2 separate regions of the Homo sapiens genome follow, and region 2 is linked to region 1. Evidence: chromatin loops called from intact Hi-C (ENCODE). Cell type or tissue: PC-3. All regions are shown on one strand. Links, peaks and the distances in the headings refer to the core of each region. The heading gives the core; the rest is flanking DNA.

Region 1 (10,055 bases), core at 735-8,734:
AGCCACAAAGAGTTACGATTTACATGTACAGATTTATCTTTACAGCAATAAAAATGTAAATTGGAGTGAAAAATTATTCATTGGCCAATATTTGCCAATTAGGATTTCAAATATGAGTAACTAAGAAAGTTGTACATCAAAAAAAGCAAATAATTAAACTCTAAGTCTTAAGTTAGGAACCAGAATAACCCTAGATATAATTATTGTCCTTTAAATTTTTTTGAGGATACCACATTCATAAAAACGATCAGACTGTTTTGAAAGAAAAATAAGACTTCAAAAATAAAAATACAAATGCAGAAACAAAAAACAGATGGGCCAAAATAGCAGAATGAACACAGCTGAATACGAAATTTCTAAACTAGAAGGCAGAGCCAGTCAAAAAAAAAGTGGAGATTTTTGCAACCCACAGAAATACAAAATTTCAGTATATTTTAAAAAGTGAAAAATAATAGAGATCAGATTTCTTGACTATAATGTGATGATAGTAAGAAATTAACAGCAAAACGGTAGACAGATGAAGATGATCCACTTGGAAAATATAAAAAGAAGACAACTAAAAAGCAAAACTTTGGATAAAGAGGGATTGAAAACTACAATTATAGGCAATTACATGGCGTGCCAGCTATGCTGGCTGTATCTCTGAGACATGTTGATTATTTGCTGAACATACAATAGCAGCATATATGAAAATATGTAAGATTAGGCCAACGCAATATTTAGAAGAAATTATGTTGCCGTAAATACATTAATTAAAAAATAAAAATGATTGAAAGTAAATCAACTATGCATTCAACTCGAGAAAAAGAGAGACAAAACATACCTAAAGATAAGATGGAAGTTACTGAGCTAAGAAGCACGAGAACATGCTCATGGGGTCAGGACTGAATGAGGCTTACTTTGTTATTAAATCTTTCTCACTGAAGTGTCACCTTACAACTTTCTCTGTGCTGCAAGATCCTTTATGCCATAAAAACTTCGTTTTTGAAAGTGACACTTAGCTAAATTTGTCCAGAAATACTGTGAATAGTAATGAAAAGGTAGGTCAGAGTGGGGTAAAATAGAAGCAAATATTTCATCCATGGATGAATGATCACTAGGGAATAAATGTCTACTCAAAACGTACTGTGGGCTCAGAGATGAAGTGTGAGTTGGTCCTATAGATGCCTCACCTATGGTACTTGGCCAAAAAATGAGGGTGGGAATGAATCATACTTAGTGTGAAAACCGATAGAAAATGACAAGAAGCTTGAGATGTCTAATTTCAGGAGTATTACTATGATACCTAAATATAGGTGATTTTAGAATGCTTACCAATAATAACTTGTTTTAGTGTGATCACAGGTCATTGGAGCCTCAACCTCCTGGGCTCAAGCAATCCTCCCACTTCAGTCTCTCGAGTAGGTTGGCCTACAGGCATGTGCCACCATGCCTGGCTATTTTTTTTTTCATTTTTTGTAGAGATGTGGTCTCACTATGTTGCCTAGGCTGATCTCAATGTCCTGGAAGATTTTTAAGTGATCTTTCTGTCTCAGCCTCCCAAAGTGCTGGGATTCCCAGCATGAGCCACTGTGCCCAGCCACAACTTTAGTTTTATAGTACGTATTCATAGTCCTTATTGTTTATAGAATATTATCATTCTTTTTGCACTAGGAATTAGTTCCTGTATGGAAGTTACTATGAAACAAAATTGTGTTCAAAGTAAAGAAAAACATTCAAAAGTCTAAATTATCAGGTGGTAAGGTGGCTTCCTTGGTAGTTGAGAATTTTTCTGTCTCTCAAAACATTAAATAATGGCTAGCAGATCGCTTATAGGAAATGTTAGAGAGGAAAGTTATTTATTGAGTGGGATGGGGAGAGGGGTGACCCCAAATTCCCTTTACATCCTGACATTTTAGGATTTGTGTTTCTGGTGTACCCCACTTACTATATATATATATCAAAGGAGTCTTCTACTAATTAGCTTCCAAATAATTCTGTCTAAGCATAGAAAATAGTTGATCTAGTATATTTTCTAGTCATTCCTAGCCCTTTCAAAGATTCTACAGTTTTAACCAAAAAGAAATAAGTAATGTACATTGCTATGGTTTGAGTTTGTCACCTCTGACACTCATGTTGAAACTTACTCCCCAATGTACCAGTATTAAGAGGTGGGGCCTTTAAGAGGTTATTGAGTTATGTGCACTCTGCCTTCATGAATAGATCAATCCATTCATGGATTAATGAATTAATGGGTTATCACAAGAGTGTATCTGTTATAAAAGCCCATTTAGCAAACTTGGCTCCTCACCATGTGATGCCCTGCATTGTTTTGGAACGTTGCAGAGTCCTACCAGCAAGAAGCCCTTCACCAGATACACTTCCTTGCCCTTGGACTTCCCAACCTCAGAACTGTATGAAATAAATTCCTTTCCTTTACAAATTACCCAGTCTCAGGTATTCAGTTTAGCAACAGAAAATGGACTAAAACAGCATGCCTTTATTCAAATATGGTTGTTCCATATATTCTGGACTTTCCAGCAATAGCATTAAATGGCGTTGTACATTTTGAAGCTGGAACTTCTTTTAAGATATTCTGCTCAGTTTCTGACAATAAATACAACATAATCCTACTCATATTATTCCTGCCTCATCACCAGTGCTTTAAGCATACCAGGTATGAGTGATGTTGCTTTGACTATTATGGCAAAGCCAGCACAATAGATCACATTAACATGGTGACACTATAGGATCATTTACATAAAAACACTTAACATTTGTTGAATATTTTCTACCTACCAGGCATGATTCTAAGTACTTTACATTTGCTGGCTCGTATAATCTTCAAAACAGCACTACGATGTTGATGCCAATTTTATTTTAATTTTACTGGTGGTAAAATTGAGGCAAAGAGAAGTTAATATACTCAAAAGTCACAAAACAAGTGAGAGAGAGAGCGAGCGAGCTCAGATTTAAACTCAGAAAGTTTAAATTCCAATCGCATGCTCTTTTTTATCATTTCTACTTTAGATGATGTAGTCTATACCAGGGAGAAAAAGATTTCAAGAAAAGGAGAGGAAAATAACAAGGGGCAGTGAGATGGAGTGGAGAGAATATTGCACTTGTAGCCAAGACTTTGTATTTCTCGTTTTGACATGCCTCTGTTTAATTTTTAGTGGACCATTTAATGGCTGATCGTCATCTATAAAATGCAAATTGACTGCACGCCTCTTGATTTAATACTCTTTCTTTGTCTCATTCTAGACCTTTCACAAATCAACTTCACATGAATGATCTCATCTAAGTCTGACAGAAATTTTCCAAGAAACTTGAGGTTCAAAATAGTGGAGGCTCCCACCTCCACTGTCCCACCCACTTGGTTGCACAGATGGTAAGGATCTTCGGACTCCAAAGGCAGTGTCTCTTCCTCCTATATTCTGCTGCCCTATTTTATGTATATAAAAGCATTTTTAAACTGTAAAATAACTTTCATAGCTAAAGTGGCATGTAAAGGTGGATTGGTAAGGGTTTCAGCAGAAGAAGGTTGCAAAGAAAGAATAATTCTTGGATTTATTTGGAGGAGCCAGACTAGTTTACATGAAAACCACATGCATTCTTAATTAATTTTGTTTAAATCCCAGAACAAATGCTAAACTGATGGAAGAATATGCTGCTTCTCTGTGCTCCCGTGAATTCCTTATTTTGTAGCATAAAATGATAAATGTTTGAACAGCTGCAATTATAAAGTTAAGAAACCATACAACACACATACACACAAACACACACAAGCACACACTTTTTTTCTGTCCAGGATTGTGGATTGGAACTGTGCCACAGAAAAGAATCCATGGGTGACAAATATATTTTCATTCATTATGCTGAATCCCTTGCATGGCATAACTTTCTCTGTGGGAGGTTTACCTCAAGAATGGCAAAAAAAGAAAAAAAAAAAAAAAGAAAGAAAAAATGTGAACAAACCAGCTTTCTTGATTTATTGTCTTGGAATAGTTTCTGAGATATTGTTCTCCTTCGGGTACAAGCTAAATATTTTTGCAACAATTGAGGATTAATGGGAAGGAGTTGATGGGTGGAGACAGCTCGGCCTTAGTCATTGTACAAATCTTTAGTTTGCATTTTGTCTTTGTATACTTAAGCAGCATGAATAGAAGGGGTTGTTATTTCTTATTTAACTTATTTTAAGCACATGTGCTGTAAATATATACTGTTATGCAGGTAAGCCTGTGTGCCTATTTAATTCGTACGCAGTCATTGTAAACTCTTTTATTGGTTATATATTGGAAATCTGAGAACTCAGTTCTTGGTGTTCTGGGAAGTACATGAAAACTTACAGTGGGCTGAACTTCCTTGTTGTCTGCTGAAAATGAATGAATGGGCCTGAATCTGCTCCTTGCTATTTACTGAGATATACGTAAATCATATAATATCATATGGGATGGAATTAAGAGAATCATAGAATGTCAGATTTGGAAGAGACCTTAGAGCACATTATCACAACTTTATTGGTCAGGGAAACAGAGCCATTGTGGGTATCATGTGAATAAGGGATTTAATATAAAAACTAGACCTCATCCAATATTATAAGAACTGAAAACGTGAAGGTCTAGAGGGGAGTTGGAAACGCCAAGAAAAGTTCACTGGTCATTCAGCCTTTAGGCACTGGTGTGAGCGGGCAAACAGGAGCTTTCATGGAAATCCAAGAAATTTAAGGACTACATAAAATTTGAACAATTGTACTTGTGATATATTGAAACTTCACTAGGTATCAGGCACTATGCTAAGCATCACACATCTTGCGTCTCTTTTTCTTACTGATTTTAAAATTATTTTTCAATTATTTATATATAAATAAATATGGAAATCTATACATAGAAAAACTGAGTGGGAAACACCAAAGACTCTGTAAGAAAAGCCGCGTTGTCATCAGAACAAGGATCCTAGTAGAAAATAGTTTAGGTAGAGTCTTTAGATCATAGCATATTTTTCAGCTTCCTTTTGAAGTTATAAGAATTTCTTTTGGAGAATTAAATGGGAAAGGTAGTGAATGAGCCGAGGGAGCTATAGAAAGCTCCACAGTCAGGCATCTGACAGATCTATAAAGTGAGCCGAATACTGGATATCTGGCATGAATATGGTTCGAGAGTGGGATGGTTTGATTTGTTTTTTCTTCTAGGCTCACCATGACCAACTTCCAGCTCTCAGAAAATTTCAGTATGGTAGAGTGAATGTCCTCAGCTGACAACAGTGCATAGAAGCAAGAGTGGGGACTTCATCAGCATATGGTCCAGGTTAATAGTAACCTGAGCCAGGTATCCCAGAGCTGAAGGATTCTTAGTAGTAATAGCCATTAGCATATCTGTTTCTTGGGTCACACTGCTTAATCTAACTGGTTGCTCTTTACGTCTGTTCAATTGTCATCTGGAATTGCCCTTCAGCATAACCCTGAGGATTCCCCTTACTTGTCCCCTGTGTTAGATCCGCTAGATCCTGTATTGAAGTGAAAGGCAAAATCAGAAGCTTTCTGAGCAATGGTTCATGAACTTTACGTTGTGAACTAAACTAAAATGTTTTCATTATATTATCAGATTTTTAATTAGTCTAGATTAAAATTTTAGGTTTTTCATTATTTAGTTTAAAATTTTGAAGGCATTGCTCAAGCACTGTTTTTTTGAGAACTACAGAGACACTTTGAATCCCAGTCTTACATATGATATCTAATTTTATTTTCTCTTCCTGGAAGGCTGTAAGATTTTTCTCTTTGCATCCTATGTTCTTGTATTTGCTCAATTTGGATGTGTTTTATTCCACTTATATCAGTTAGTATTTATATACTATATACTATATTTATTTATATTTTATAAGTAATTTCCTTTTCTTTCTTTTTTTGTTCTATTTCTAGAGGTCCTCTCACTTATATGTGGGACCTCCTGAACTCATTCTGTAATTTTTAATATTTTTTCCCATGTTCTATTTTCTCAACTTGCTGTTCTATTTTCATCATTTCCTAAACCTGTTTTTTTTTTCCAAATTTTCTATTGAGTTCCTCACCTCTACTATTACATGTTTTTGTACTTTGATTTTGTTATAGCACTTCTTGTTTCATGGCTGGCTGAAATGTTTTTCTTATTTCTCTGAAGATTAAAATTATAGTTTTACTAAAGTTCTTTCTGTTTTCTGTTCACACAAGCTCTGTTCCTTCCAAGTTGTTTTTTATTCTGTGTATTTCTGTCTATATCTTTTATATTAGAGGTGACGTTCGGACATTTGTCCATCCTTGGCAGTTGTCATTTCCTCTTTTTTTTTTTTTTTTTTTGAGATGGAGTCTCACTCTGTCACCAGGCTGGAGTGCAGTGGTGTGATCTTGGCTCACTGCAACCTCCGCCTCCTGGTTCAAGTGATTCTTTTGCCTCAGCCTCCCGAGTACCTGGGACTGCAGGCATGCACCACCATGGCCAGCTAATGTTTGTATTTTTAGCAGAGACGGGGTTTCACCATGTTGGCCAAGATTGTCTCGATCTCTTGACCTCATGATCCACCGGCCTTGGCCTCCCAAAGTGCTGGGATTCCAAGTGTGAGCCACCTCTCTCAGCCCATTTCCTCTAATGAATCAGATCCAAAAGTGGATTAAATTCTCTGAGTGCTTGGCTTGGCTTGTTACCCGTAAGGAGACTTGCTTGAATTCTTGATATGATGTTAGTCTTTCTCCTTAGACTGGTAAGGTTGAAAGAAAAGTCTCTTCCAATATTGTCCTTGTATATTTGTGTCTTAAAACATCTCTTTAGTGGTTTTAAATGTGTGTGTGTGTGTTTGTGTGTGTGTGTGTGTTTAAGGGAGAAATGTGATAAAAGGGCTTTTAATTTTTTTGGAAACTAGGATGTCCCTATTATCTTACTAAGCCTCAGAGCAAATAACAAATTAAGATGGGGGAGACTAGTGGGAAGTGTTTTCTTTTCCTCATGGAAATGAGTTTAAAGGGTTTTATGACTTGTCCATGTTCTCACAACTGTTGAGTGGATAAATAAGAATCTGAATGTGGGGAAGGTGGATTTTATAGACACTGACTAAAGAAGATGTGTGCCCTGGGGACAAAATAAAGCCTAGATAATAGCTTCCCTGACAGTTTGTGAGGATCTGACAGTTTTTGGTCTATATAAATGAAGAAGGAATCAATAAAAGAGGTATATCAAATTATATAATCAAGTAAGCAATATTACTTGATTATATAATTTTTGAGTAAAGATTTTAGTCTCTTTAACCAGAGAAGCTTGTTCAAAATCTGTTAGTTCTACTTCAAAAATTAACTTCAAGTCTGTGCATTCCTCTCCAACTCCACTGCTACCTTTCTAGTCTTCAAATAATCACTAGTATTCTCTTGGCTTATCACAATAAACCTCCTACCTGATGATCTCACCTCCATTCTTCATCTCTTCTTACAAATAATGCATATGGAACTGAGAAGAGTCTTTTCTAAAATTTATATCATCCCCTTTCCTGGCTTAAGATGTTTTAAAGTTTTTCTATAACAGTAAAAGGTAAAATATAATTCCTCAGCATGGTCCATAAGTCCAGAATAGGCTGATGTTTATCCACTTTTTCAACATCAGCTTTTGCTTCACTCACTATGTTCCAATCATAATTGTTTTATTTCATTTGAAAAAGTGCTGAGAGATTTCCTGCTTTAAGGATTTTGCTTATGCTATTCTCTCTGCCAGGGATGCTCTTCCTACTACTGCCAATTGATTGACACTTCATAATTATTCTTCAGAACTTAAATTCCTTTTTTAAGAGTCTGGCATAATCTACTCCCTGGGTGAATTATATTCTTTGTTTCTTTTAATGTTTCAGATTATCTACATGTAATAGCTAAACTATCAGAAAAGAATCTGGAGAATCTGAAAAGTCATTCTTTTCATTGTGTGTGTTTGTACTTTTCCAATCACAATGTCAGAAGCATGTTATCAGATGAGAATGTGCTTTTAATTTGCAAAGTAAGGTTTTAACCCACTTTGTGTGAGATAGTGAAGTGTACTGAAACAGCATTGGGGGCTTGGGCTTTGCTGCTAAGTTGAGGAGTCACCATAGACAAATTAAATTGCTTCCATGGACTTCATTTCCTCTATCTCTGAGGTACAAAGATTGGATGGAGACAATTCCTATAGACCTTTCTGGCTTACTATTCCAATGGTGCTCTATGCTAAAACTTGGCTTTCAAATGATTTTCCAATACAGGCATACCTTATGGATACTAGCAATTCAGTTCCAGACCACCGCAATGAAGTGAATTTTGCAATAAAGTGAGCCACACAAAAATTTGGGTTTTCTTGTGCATATAAATATTATGTTTATGACATACTATAGTCTATTAAGTGTGCAATAGCGTTATGTCAACAAAACAATGTACATACATCTTATATAAAAATACTCTTGCTAAAAAATGCTAACCGTCAACCTGGACCTTCAGCAGGTCCTAATCTTTTTGTTGGTGTAAGATCGTACGTCGATGTTAATGGTTGCTGACTGATCAGAGTGCTGGTTGCTGAAGGTTGGGGAGGCTGTGAGGATTTCTTAAAATAAAACAATAATAAAGTTTGTTCCATTGATTGACTCAAGAACATTCTTGTCACAAAAGATTTCTCTGTAGTGTGTGATGCTGTAAAACTTCTCTCAAAATTGAAGTTAGTCCTCCAAACCCTGCCACTGCTTTATCAACTACGTTTATGTAATATTCTAAATCCTTTGCTGTCATTTCACAATATTTACAGCATGTCCACCAGGAGTAGATTCCATCTTTAAAAAACAAAACACTCTTTTTGGCTCATTCATAAGAAGAAACTCTTCACCCATTCAAGTTCTATCATGAACTTGCAGCAATAGAGTCACATCTTCGGAGTAGATTTAGCATACTTCTTATGGACCCTAGGATTTTCAGAATGGCAAATGAGATTTGGCTTCAACTTAGTTACCATCTGCATTAGCCCCTAACAAGAGAGTCAGCTTATCCTTGGAGGCTTTGAAACTAGGAATTGACTTCTGCTCTTGATGAAAGTTCTAGATGGCGTCTTCTCCCAACATGAGGTTGTTTTAAGTACACTAAAAATCTTCAGAAGACCCGGTTAATGGGAGCCACTATCCGGGTCTTCTACGGCCTGTGCTGGCTCTGGGATCTCAGCACAGGTCTTTTGCTCTTCCTCCTCTTGAGCAGCCATGGCTGCCAGGAAGACCCAGAACCCCAAGGCTGAGGTGGCCCAAGTGCAGGTGGTTTTGGTGCTCAACATCAGTGTGGTGCAGGGGCTACAGGACATACTGAGGACCAACCTGGGACCCAAGGGCGTCATGAGGATGCCTGTTTCTGTGCTGGACACATCAAGCTTACTAAAGACAGCCATGTGCCACTTCACAAAATGCAAATTCACGAAATGCAAATGCTATTAAATGCATTCTTAATAGCAAAAGTAGCAACAGCTCAGGATGATATAACGGGTGATGGTATGACTTACAATGTCCTAATAATTAGAGAGCTACTGAAACAGGCCAACCTCTACATTTCTGAAGGCCTTCATCCCAGAATAATCACTGAAGGATTTGAGGTTGAAAGGTAAGGGCCCTTCAGTTCTTGGAACAAGTCAAATTAAGCAGAGAGATGCACATAGAAACACTTAAGAGATGTGGCCAGAACATCTCTTTGTACTAAAGTTCATGCTGAACTTGCAGACATCTTAACATAGGCTGTAGTGGACTCCATTTTGGCCATTAACAAACAAGATGAACCTATTGATCTCTTCATATTTGTGATCATGGAGATGAAACATAAACCTGAAGCTGATACAAGCTTAATTAGAGGCCTGTTTTGGACCATGGAGCACGGCATCCTGATGTGAAGAAAAGGGTGGAAGATGCATACATCCTCAAGTGTAGTGTGTCATTAGAGTAAGAAAAAAGGAAGTAAATTCTGGCCTTTTTATTTACAAGAGTGAAGAAGAGAGAGAAAAAAATCATAAAATCAGAAAAAGTTCATTGAACATGGAGTTAAAAAATAGTAGAACTGAAAAGGAAAATCT
Region 2 (10,055 bases), core at 943-8,942, 77 kb after region 1:
GAATATTTATAAGAATAAATTGAATTAACGAAATGTGAGCCATTTCCTTATGCAAGCCAAGAGGCTAACAGTATTTTCAAAGTAAATAAAATCTTTATTTGAGTAAAAAGATGCGGTCCTACATAAAGTCAGATTCATGTTCTATTTAATGCTATTGGCAGCTTTTTGGACTTACTTTTTTCAAAGATCGAGATTCTTTAATCATTGTAAGTTTTCAAGATCAGATAAGGAATATGTGATTCCAAACATTTAAAAATAAATTGCTTTGCCATCTGTGGGGAAAAAAGCACATAGAGACGGCCTCAAGCACTGTTATCAGAAGCTGGAAATAAAACCAAAGACCCTGCCAGACTTCTTGGATCAAATACCTGTTCATTACTAGCCACTCTTTGCCATTTTTCTTAATTATACTATTGTTAAATAAAAACTGAAAAAATATGTAGTAATCTATAACATTGAAAATATTGCTAAATAACATTTTTAGAATGCAATAAATTAGAAACCAGTCAAACTCTGTGGCTACTTAGCTTCTAATAATGATTTATTAAAATTTTGAACTTAACAAAAAGTTAATTAAATAATTTGTAGGACATACTAGTGTGAATTGTGTAAAAAAATTAATAATATTACTAAGGTTAACTCAAGAAATTTTGTGCCTATAAATATACATAAAATGTCAATCTCTGTATGTAGGTACAGTACAGTGGGCCTCTATATCTGTGAGTTTTGCATCCTTCGATTTAACCAATCATGGATCCAAAATATTTAGAAAAAAAAGATAATTGTATCTGTACTAAATACGTACACATTTTTTTCTTGTCATCATTCCTGAAACAATACAGTATAACAGCTACTTACATAGCACTTACATTGTATTAGTTATTATAAGTAACCTAAAGACAATTTGAAGCATACAGGAGGTAAGATGTTTATAGGTTATATGCAAATAATATACACCATTTTACATAAAAGACTTGGGCATCAGCAGATTTTGGTATCACCTGGGCCAGGGGTGGGGAGCTGAAACCAATTCCCCATGGATCATAAGGGTGACTGTATATAAACTGCCTAGCATCAAGTATGTCTTTAACACACAATTTTTAATAGGATTGCATTAAACCTATATAATAATTTAGAGAGAACTGACATCTCTTTCACGTTGAGGTTTATAATCCGTGAGCATGATATGTCTTCTCATTTATCTAGGTCTTCTTTGATTTCTTCCATCAGCATTTCATAATTTTTTTGGATACATATGCTCTGAAGTAAGTTTAAGTAGTACCGTGTTTTAATTTTTGACAAAAAGGTAGTTGATATTTGTGCATTGTTCATAAATCTTGCAACCTTGTTGAATTCACTAAATAGGTCTAGGTTTTAAAAAAATAGAAGGATTTTTAGTGAAGACGATCACATCATATGCTAACAGGAACAATTTTATTTCTTCCTTTCCAATCTGTATGACTTTTTTTTTCTCCTTTTTGCACTGGCTAGAACTTCTGAGTGAATAGAGTAGTAAAACCAGACATCCTTACCTTGTTTCAATCTTGGAAGGAAAAAGAGTCCGTCTTTTAGTCTTAGGTGTGATGTTAGCTGAAAGTTTTGGTAGATGCTCTTAACTCCACTGTATTTCTAATGTGCTGAGAGTTTGTTTCTTTGTTTTAATCATAAATCAGTGCTGGATTTTTGTTAAATGCTTTTCTGTGTCAGCTGATACAATCACATGACTTTTCTTGTTCAGCCTGTTGATATGGTGAATTAAACTGATTGATTTTCAAATGTTGAACCAGTCTTACATACCTGGAAAATATTCCATATGTAATGATGTTAATTATTTTTATACATTGCTGGATTTAATTTGCTAATGCTAAGGGCTTTTATGTCTAAGCTCATGAGAAATATTTGTCTATATTTTCTCCTTTTTACTTTGTGCTGTTTTTATGGATTTGTATGGTAGATCTAGATAGTATCTAGACGATGGAAATTTGAAAAGCTCTTGGAACCATTTTCTCACAGCTTTTTTGTCTTTTTTCCCCCAACTTTGCAGAGATTCACCCTACACATGCACATCTTAGTAAGACTCAAGAAAAACCTGATCAGATTTCTAGATTTCTGTATAGATCCCTCTTTTTCACAACTCTGCTCTGTAGCTTCCAGTTAATTTAGACTTTCTAATCTGTGTCTTCTCAAATCAGTGATACTTCTGTGTTTTTTGGGGGTGAGGGAGAATTCGTCTCTATAATGGTTAATTTTGTATGTCAACCTGGCTGGGCCATAAGGCCCAGATATGTGGTTATATTTATAGGTGTTCCTTTGAGGGTGCTTTTTTTTTTCTTAAAATTAACTTTCAAATCTGTGGACCTTGAATAAAGCAGATTCTCCTTCGTAATGTGGGTGGGCCTCACCTAATCAGTTAAAGGCATGAATTAAACAAAAGACTGATCTCCCCCAGCATGAGAAAATTCTGAAGCAAATGAATTTCAGTCTTCAACAGCAACACTAGCTTTTCCCTAAGTCTCCTACCTAATGGGCTTTGGACTTGAACTGGAGCACCGGCTCGGCCCTGAGTCATCTCTAGCCTGCTGGCCCACCTTGTAGATTTTGGACTTACCAGTCTTAATAATGCATGAGTCAATTTTTCAAAATAGTATATTTTTTTTCTGTAAATACATATCCTGTTGGTTCTATTTCTCTGGAAAGCCCCAACTAATGCACTTTCTGTGCTCTGTGATCTGAAATATATCTCCAGGAAGAAAAATTGTAAGACATAGTACTCACTTTTATTTGCTTCATTTCTCTCAGAGACAACAGTTCTGTGCTGCTTGTAGTTCAATGTTTAAAAATTTATCTCATGTATTTTTCTGTATTTCATATAGTTTTCTGTTTTCTAGTTACTTTTTAGGGTGTAAGGTTAAATCCAGTTCCTATTACTTCATTATGGCTACAAATGAAAGTCTAACTTAATTTAAAGTCTAAGAAAACAACTCAGTTTCCACGTCCCCTATAATGTTTTGTTTCTGTTCTCCAAATACGTGTTAGTCCTTTTATTAATTTGTGTGTAAATGGAAATGTGAATGCTTTTTATTTAACAGAAAGAAGACATAACATTTGTCTATAGTCAAATACGAGTTTACATACTAGCTCCACCACACACTAAGTGCTATGAGCAGTTTATGTGCCTTCTCAGGTCTATTATTTCCTCACTTAACAATTGTGAGTAATAATTGCTTAATATAATTATTGGATATAAAGCACCTGGGACACACTGTACCTTCAGTAATTGCTAGTGTACTGAGAACAATTTCCTGGGAAATTCTCCACCCTTTTCCTCCATGTCAATGTAAAGTAAAGCCATAATGCCGTTTTGTGTATTAAGTCTATGTTTTCCAAGCTGCATTTAGTATAGGTGTAGACACCTGGTAGTTGTAAGATTTAAAGCTCAAGTATTGTATGCAGCAGCCATGTTTCCTATCATCATGAATAACAGAGACAAGAAGGATGAAGACAACGAGGAGGACAAGCAGGAGGTAAAAGAGGAAGACGAGAAGCAGAAAGTGAGAGAGAGAGAAAGAAAGGATTTCTAGGTGACGAAATATTTTTCTGGTAATATTCAATTCTTTGGATTAATTTTTTTCTTAAGGTCCAGAGACCAGCTGCATTCCATTCTGTGAGTTCCGTGAAACACCTCAGTATCCTTACAATAAAGTTTCACCTTGGTTTAAGTTAGGCTAAATTTAAATTTTGAGTTTTGCAATTCAACAATTTTCCACTAATAGTGTTTATCTGTTCTTCAACCTTGATATTCTTTGTTACCTTGGACATTTTAATTCATATATTTTTCCTTCTGTAGCAACTCAGATAATGATTTGCTCTTTCACTCTCTAATACTTTGTAAGATTTAAAGAGAGTTTTTAAACAATATATATTGAGTTTATTAATGATGTGCAGTACAGAAGTCAGCATAAAGTGAGTAGCAAAACTACTCATCCTATGAATACATTTTATTAGCCTTTAAATGTCCCCACTTGCACTGCTTCTCATAATCCTAAATCTTTAATTATAAATAACTTTAATTACAGTCCTTCTTTTGCATGGCGAAAGTAATGAAATATGGAACTTGTTGGCCAAACTTATATGAATTCATAACTTAACAATTGGAGTGAAATCTGCAAATATTCAAACACGTCTCCAGTGTAACAAAAAAAAATGTAACAGTGAGTCACAGAATAGGTTCACCTCAGTTCCACCTAAATAAACACTGCATAAAGCATTATTCAACATTAATTTACTTCTTCAATAACTCACTGCAGTGACAGAAAGTCCCAGGCAACAGTTTCGAAATAACATGAACTATCTTCAAGAGAGACCCAAACTGGATCTAGCAATCAGAAATCTTGACTTAGAAATCTAGAATGGACATAAAGAGAATATCTGTCCCAGACTCCTGCTTTCAAGTAGTTGATATCATCAAACTTTATTTTACGTACAGGTAACTGTGACCTACAAATATATAATGCTTTGGCTAAGGTCTCCTTCTTTTTTTGAAAATGAAATCACGGCAAGAATCTAGTGTTCATCTATTAATTCAATTATTTATATAGCAAATAACTATGTAATGAATACTTATTACACGCCAGTCACTGTGTTAGTTGGTATGGATAAATGGCAGATGAGCCGAGCAGAAGATTGGGTCTTATAAATTTTATTTAAAAAATTACATTTCTTCTACATATATTATTGAAAAAGAAGCTTTCTAATATTCTTCCTTTTTTCTATGCTTAATGAACTTATCAATTATTTAATCAATAGGTTACAACTCACTCTTATTAGTTCTCATTCTAATGCTCAAATTCTCACAGATCTGTCCAGTGGCAATGCATTACATTTGGATATTATGTCCTTTTGGCTTGTAATCATTATTGTTTAACAGCTTCCTTATTTTCTGGAATAGCAAGTTGTTTCAGGATGATTCTGGATATTCCAGTTTCAACTCTGAAATTAGGCATTTCTCAAGGCAGCCCTTTGTTATTTTTAATGAGAATAGTTTCTAGGATCCCATATCTGGATAATGGTAGTCATTGCTAGATGTCTCTCGATACAATGCACTAGAAGGACTCAACGCCATATCTGTGGTATATCTCCTGAATGCGTAACATAAATCTAATCTTCAGTAGACCTCAGACAAGCCAAATTGAGAGGGAGTCTACAAAATAAATGGCTCACACTCTTTAAAAATACTAAGGTAATGAAAGAAAAATACATTCTGAGGAAATCTACTATACTAAAGGCAACTAAAGAAATATGACAACACAATGGAACATGTGATCCTGAATTGGATCCTACCACAGAAAAATTATAGTACACAACAAACTATTTTAAGTGTAATTGTGATTAGTGCTACCATGGAAAAGTGGAAGATGCAGTGTTCTCATGAGACCAATATGGAAAAGAAGATAAAGGAAATGCAAGTTATTTACTATATGGAATTTCCTGATAGTTTGGTATGATATAATGAATATCAGTTTTGGATGAAGAGGACACAAGTTCAATTCCCAGCCTTATTCAAGTACTAGTTCCTCAACTATGAGTTAAGTCACTTACTTATACTGACTCTCATTTATTGTGAGATAATTATGTGAAAATGTTTTTAAAACTCCAAAGCATTTTATAAATAATAATCATTGTTAAATATAGATTAGCGTAGTCTTCTTAATCTATTTCTTTGACTTTAGTCTGTTATCCTGGGTCCATAGTTCACAATGTTACAGTTTCATCTCCCTCACCCAAAGTTACTGGAAAATATTTTCTTCATGACTGCTACTCCATAAAGCATATATTTTTTCTGTATGCCATGATGTAGACTGAAAGCAACCTGATGGCAAGGAGTGCTTCTTCATTGTCTTCATATCTTGCCAGAACAAAAAAACAAAATGCCTGGAGAAAAAAGGATAAATTCAGTGATGTTTGATGAGTGAACAAATGATTATGGGTAGCTGGTAAAAGCCAGTGGATCCGGTATCCAAATACCTCACTATACTATCTTAGGAAAGTCAACACGCTGCTCTCATTTTTGCTTTTTTACTTGTAAAATCAAGAAAATAATATCTGCCTTAAATGGCCCTTGTGAGTCAATGAAAATAATGCCCTTGCATGTGCTTAACACATGTGATATGTCATGTGTATTAGTTTTCTAGGGTTCTTTTAACAAAGCACCACAAACTTGGGGTGGCTTAAAACAATATAATATTTTTTTCATAGTTCCACAGTCCAGAAGTCCAAAATGGAGGGGTTAACAGGGTTGGTTCCTTCTAGAGGCATTGAGAGAGAAACTATTCCATCCTTCCCTCCTAACTCCTGGTGACGTCAACAATCTTTTATGTTCCTTGCCTTGCAGATGCATCACTTCAATCTCTATCTTCATTTTTGCATAGCTTTCCTTTTGTGTCTGGGTGTGTCTGTCTCTTCTTTTCTGTCTCTTTATAAGGATACTTGTCATTTTGTTCAGAGTACTCAAAAAAGGGGGAAGGGAAGAGAGGATTTTCTCCTTTCCCGAATGGAATTTGATGTTGCTTCTATGCATTAGTGCTTTGCTAATGATGACAGTGTCTCAGCATTTTGATGGGGTTGATATGGTGCACAGCACCTCTGGTGGTACCCCATCCAAGGTTGTATAGATGATAATAGCTGATAGCCCACTCTGTGTAGTAGCAAAAGCTGGTGCAATTGGTAAAACTAGATGATAGCAGTTTGGGAATTTCTGCAAATATTGTCCACCAGGAATACTGGTAGTGATGCCCCTGTACAATTTTATGGGCCCAGGCAATATTAACAATAGCCCAATGGATTGCGGATAATAAAATCATAGAAGAAGATGGAAGAAATCAGACAGATGAAACATAACTTAGAGAGTCTTCAGAAATAAGTGAGACTATCTGGAGTATCAAAGGTCTAGCAATTTCTGATATATGTGAGTTAGGAAAATATAGCTATGTTTTTTTGTTTCAGGCCTGTGAGTTTGTAAAACTTAGAAGCTTCCCACAAGTTATTTAGGCATAACATTCCCTTTTAAGTATTAAGATATCTAAATTTAATGGGTCTGGATAATTTAATTCAATAATTATTTATTGAATACGTATGTCGTAGGCAGAATGTTCCCCCAAAGATGTCCATACACTAATCATTGGATTTTAAGAATAGATTACCTCAGTTGGCAGAAGAGACTTTGCAGATATAATTAGAAGTAGAGAGTTTAAAATGGGGAAATTATTCTGGATGGTCTGGGTGGGTTCAATTTAATCACACAAACCATTGAAAGCAGATATTTATTAGAAGTAGAGAGTTTAAAATAGGGAGATTATTCTGGATAGTCTGGATGGGCTGAATTTAATCACACAAACCGTTGAAAGCAGTGAAGTTATTTGGTGGGGAGCAAAGGAAGTGTGCAAGAGGGCAAGTTAGAGAAAATCAAATCATGAGAAGGGCTTGGCTTGCCCTTTCTGGTTTGAAGATGGTGGGAGAAACACCATGAGAATGCAGGTGGCCTTATGGAGCTGTGACAGGCTCTCTGCTGACAGTCAACATATATAGAAGGACCTCAGCTATACAGTCACAAGGAAATGAATTCTGTTAAGAACTTACATGAGCTTGGAAGTAGATTCTCCTGTAGAGCCTCCATAAATAAACTTGGCCCTGTTGGTACCTTGACTTTGGTCTTGTGACACTTAAAAAACAAACAAACAATCAAAACAGATAAGCCACGCTGTATCAGGATTCTGACCACAGAACTGGGAAAAGTCATATTGCTTCACCCACTAAGTTTATGAGAATTTGTTACCACAGCAACAGAAACCTAATTCTACAAATAATATAGAAACATTTTTCTAGGTGCTAGAGACATATAGAAATTAATAAAATGTGATGGAGCCATTTCCATTCTTTAGAGTTACAAATAAGTCAAGAAAAGGCAAGAAAGTAGAGGGATGTCTTTTGATTCAAAATATTAAGAGGGACTGCCTAGAAAAATTGAAATATGAGTTGAGCTAAGAAGAATTTTCAAGATAAAGTGAATTTTGCTAAAATGAATATTTATGTCAATTTATGAACAACATCCTCTGTTCCTTCCATAAGATTGAGTGATCATTCCAATCTAGCTTTCTTTGAATGTCCATAGAGTCTGGTCAAAAGTTAATTATCCCTACCTTTTCTGATGGATGGATAGATCAGTAGCTAGCAGGATAATATATGCGTAACCATTCAAGAATGGATTGTCCTAAGTATAATGCACATGAATTTATATGAAATACACTTGATTTCCCTTTTTTCTTTTCCTTAACCTTTTTGTAGATTGTAAAATTAATGTTTATGTAAAAAGTTAAATATACCAGGACTTCAAAGAAAATCAAAGTCACCTGAAGTCATATCAAGTGATAAATACATTACATATTAGAATGTATTTTTCTAGTCTTTATTCTAAACAATATATTACACAAATATAGTTATTTGTTTGACATCAAATTGGAATCACATAACATTAAATACTTTTGTAAAGTCCGTTTTCACAATATATTATTATATTATATAAAATATTACATGTCATTGTTAATGCTGGCGTAGCAGCAACACCCTATGTGTCACCAATTACTTGGAAAAGTAGATTGTTTTCTAAATTTTTACTATTTTAAGATATGCTGTAGTAAAAACTATTATAGAATACTCTTTCTATAAATAAATTATTACTTCTGTAGAGTAAGCATTCCATCTTCAATAAAATGTACTGTCTGAAATTGTCCCATAAGCGGTATATCATGGAACCAGTGCCTAAAGGGGACACAAAGAATCAAACTAAAAAACAACAAAACAACCATAGTTTGAGATATGGAGTCAGGGTGTCAGAGTTATGAAAAGGGAGCTATAGTTCCTATAAATTAGTTTTGAGCAAAAACCTGGGAAGATATCCAACTGTAGAAGTATGAAATTGCTTTAATTTTTTTAAAACAGGGCAGCTATTAAGTTGCTTTTAGCTAATGAGTCTTTTTAGTATTGTATTCCTATACCAAGGATCAGTCAGTAATTATTTTGATCAGGATTTTAAAATTTCCCTTGCACAACAAGTAAGAGATCTCTTTTGGCCTTAAAGCTAATGGATTGTATAGATTTCCAAACCCAATTCTCCTTGCTAAAGGAAAAGAAAAACAACAAAAAACTGACAGCAACAGAATGCCTTTTATGAGTGGGCCACTAGTCTGGCACTTTATAGATCTTATTTAATCCTCATCCCAAACCCTGTGAAATAGATAAATATTTACTCCATTTTGTAGATGAGGAAATTGAAAGTCTGTGCACTTAAACAATATTAATATAACCGAAGTAGCATTATTAATAAATTGAAAAACCGTAATTCAAAAACCACATCTGCACAGTCTTAAAACTCAGATTTTCCTCAAATAATGCCGTTCCCACGAGATGAAGGAGTGGAATAAGGATGCAGTGAAGAAGAGAAGAGAAAAGTATAAAAAGAAATGAGAAAAGAACAGAGGGAGAGAGAGGAGAGAAGCAGGAGAGAGAGGAAGGAAGGGATGGAAAAAAAGAGTGACAATGTGATGTCGACATTTTTTCCTTATGCCATTAAGTGTATTAGCTTGAATGACATAAATAGAAAAATTGTACGATTTGCCTTAGACAACACCCAAAGAAGAAATAATCAGCTTTTGTTTTCAGTAGTTTTTCTTTAAAATATTTTTATAAAAGTATGAAACTATAATAGAATTAGTTTTCCTCATCTCTTAGAGGCTTTTATTATTTCCATCTTCATGGTTGGAAGGAAAATCAATGGTATTGCTGAGAGAACTTCATGGCATTAAGGACCTAAACTCTAAAATCTTCATATTCCATTTGTTTTGAGGTATTTATGTATCTCAAGCTATGAAGCTTGAGTTACTTTTGCTTTTGAGTTGGCTGATTATTTCAGCTAGTTCTCAGAAATCTATATATCCCATCTCTTCATAAGAGAACATTCTAAAACCTCCTGTCACTTGGAGGTAAGACATTGTATCCGGCTA

The links. Hi-C counts contacts between places; a loop is a spot of excess contacts. Peaks named below come from ENCODE experiments on the same cell type or tissue, not always from the same donor. Only the 100,000 strongest peaks of a DNase experiment are listed, where the experiment ranks them.
Region 2: it touches region 1 in a loop (4-fold over the local background); 1 of 110 quality-filtered maps calls a loop at or near these places.

What each region holds. Positions count from the first base shown.
Region 1 is chr3:190,705,610-190,715,664 of GRCh38, forward strand. It overlaps the pseudogene CCT6P4. Among named protein-coding and RNA genes, the nearest start is that of LINC02013, 11 kb to the left of the region's middle. In PC-3, for the core only: no CTCF peak of the experiment used is centred there; a DNase peak (open chromatin) is centred at 4,062; H3K27ac peaks cover 535 bases.
Region 2 is chr3:190,782,842-190,792,896 of GRCh38, forward strand. No RefSeq gene overlaps it. Among named protein-coding and RNA genes, the nearest start is that of GMNC, 75 kb to the right of the region's middle. In PC-3, for the core only: no CTCF peak of the experiment used is centred there; no DNase peak of the experiment used is centred there.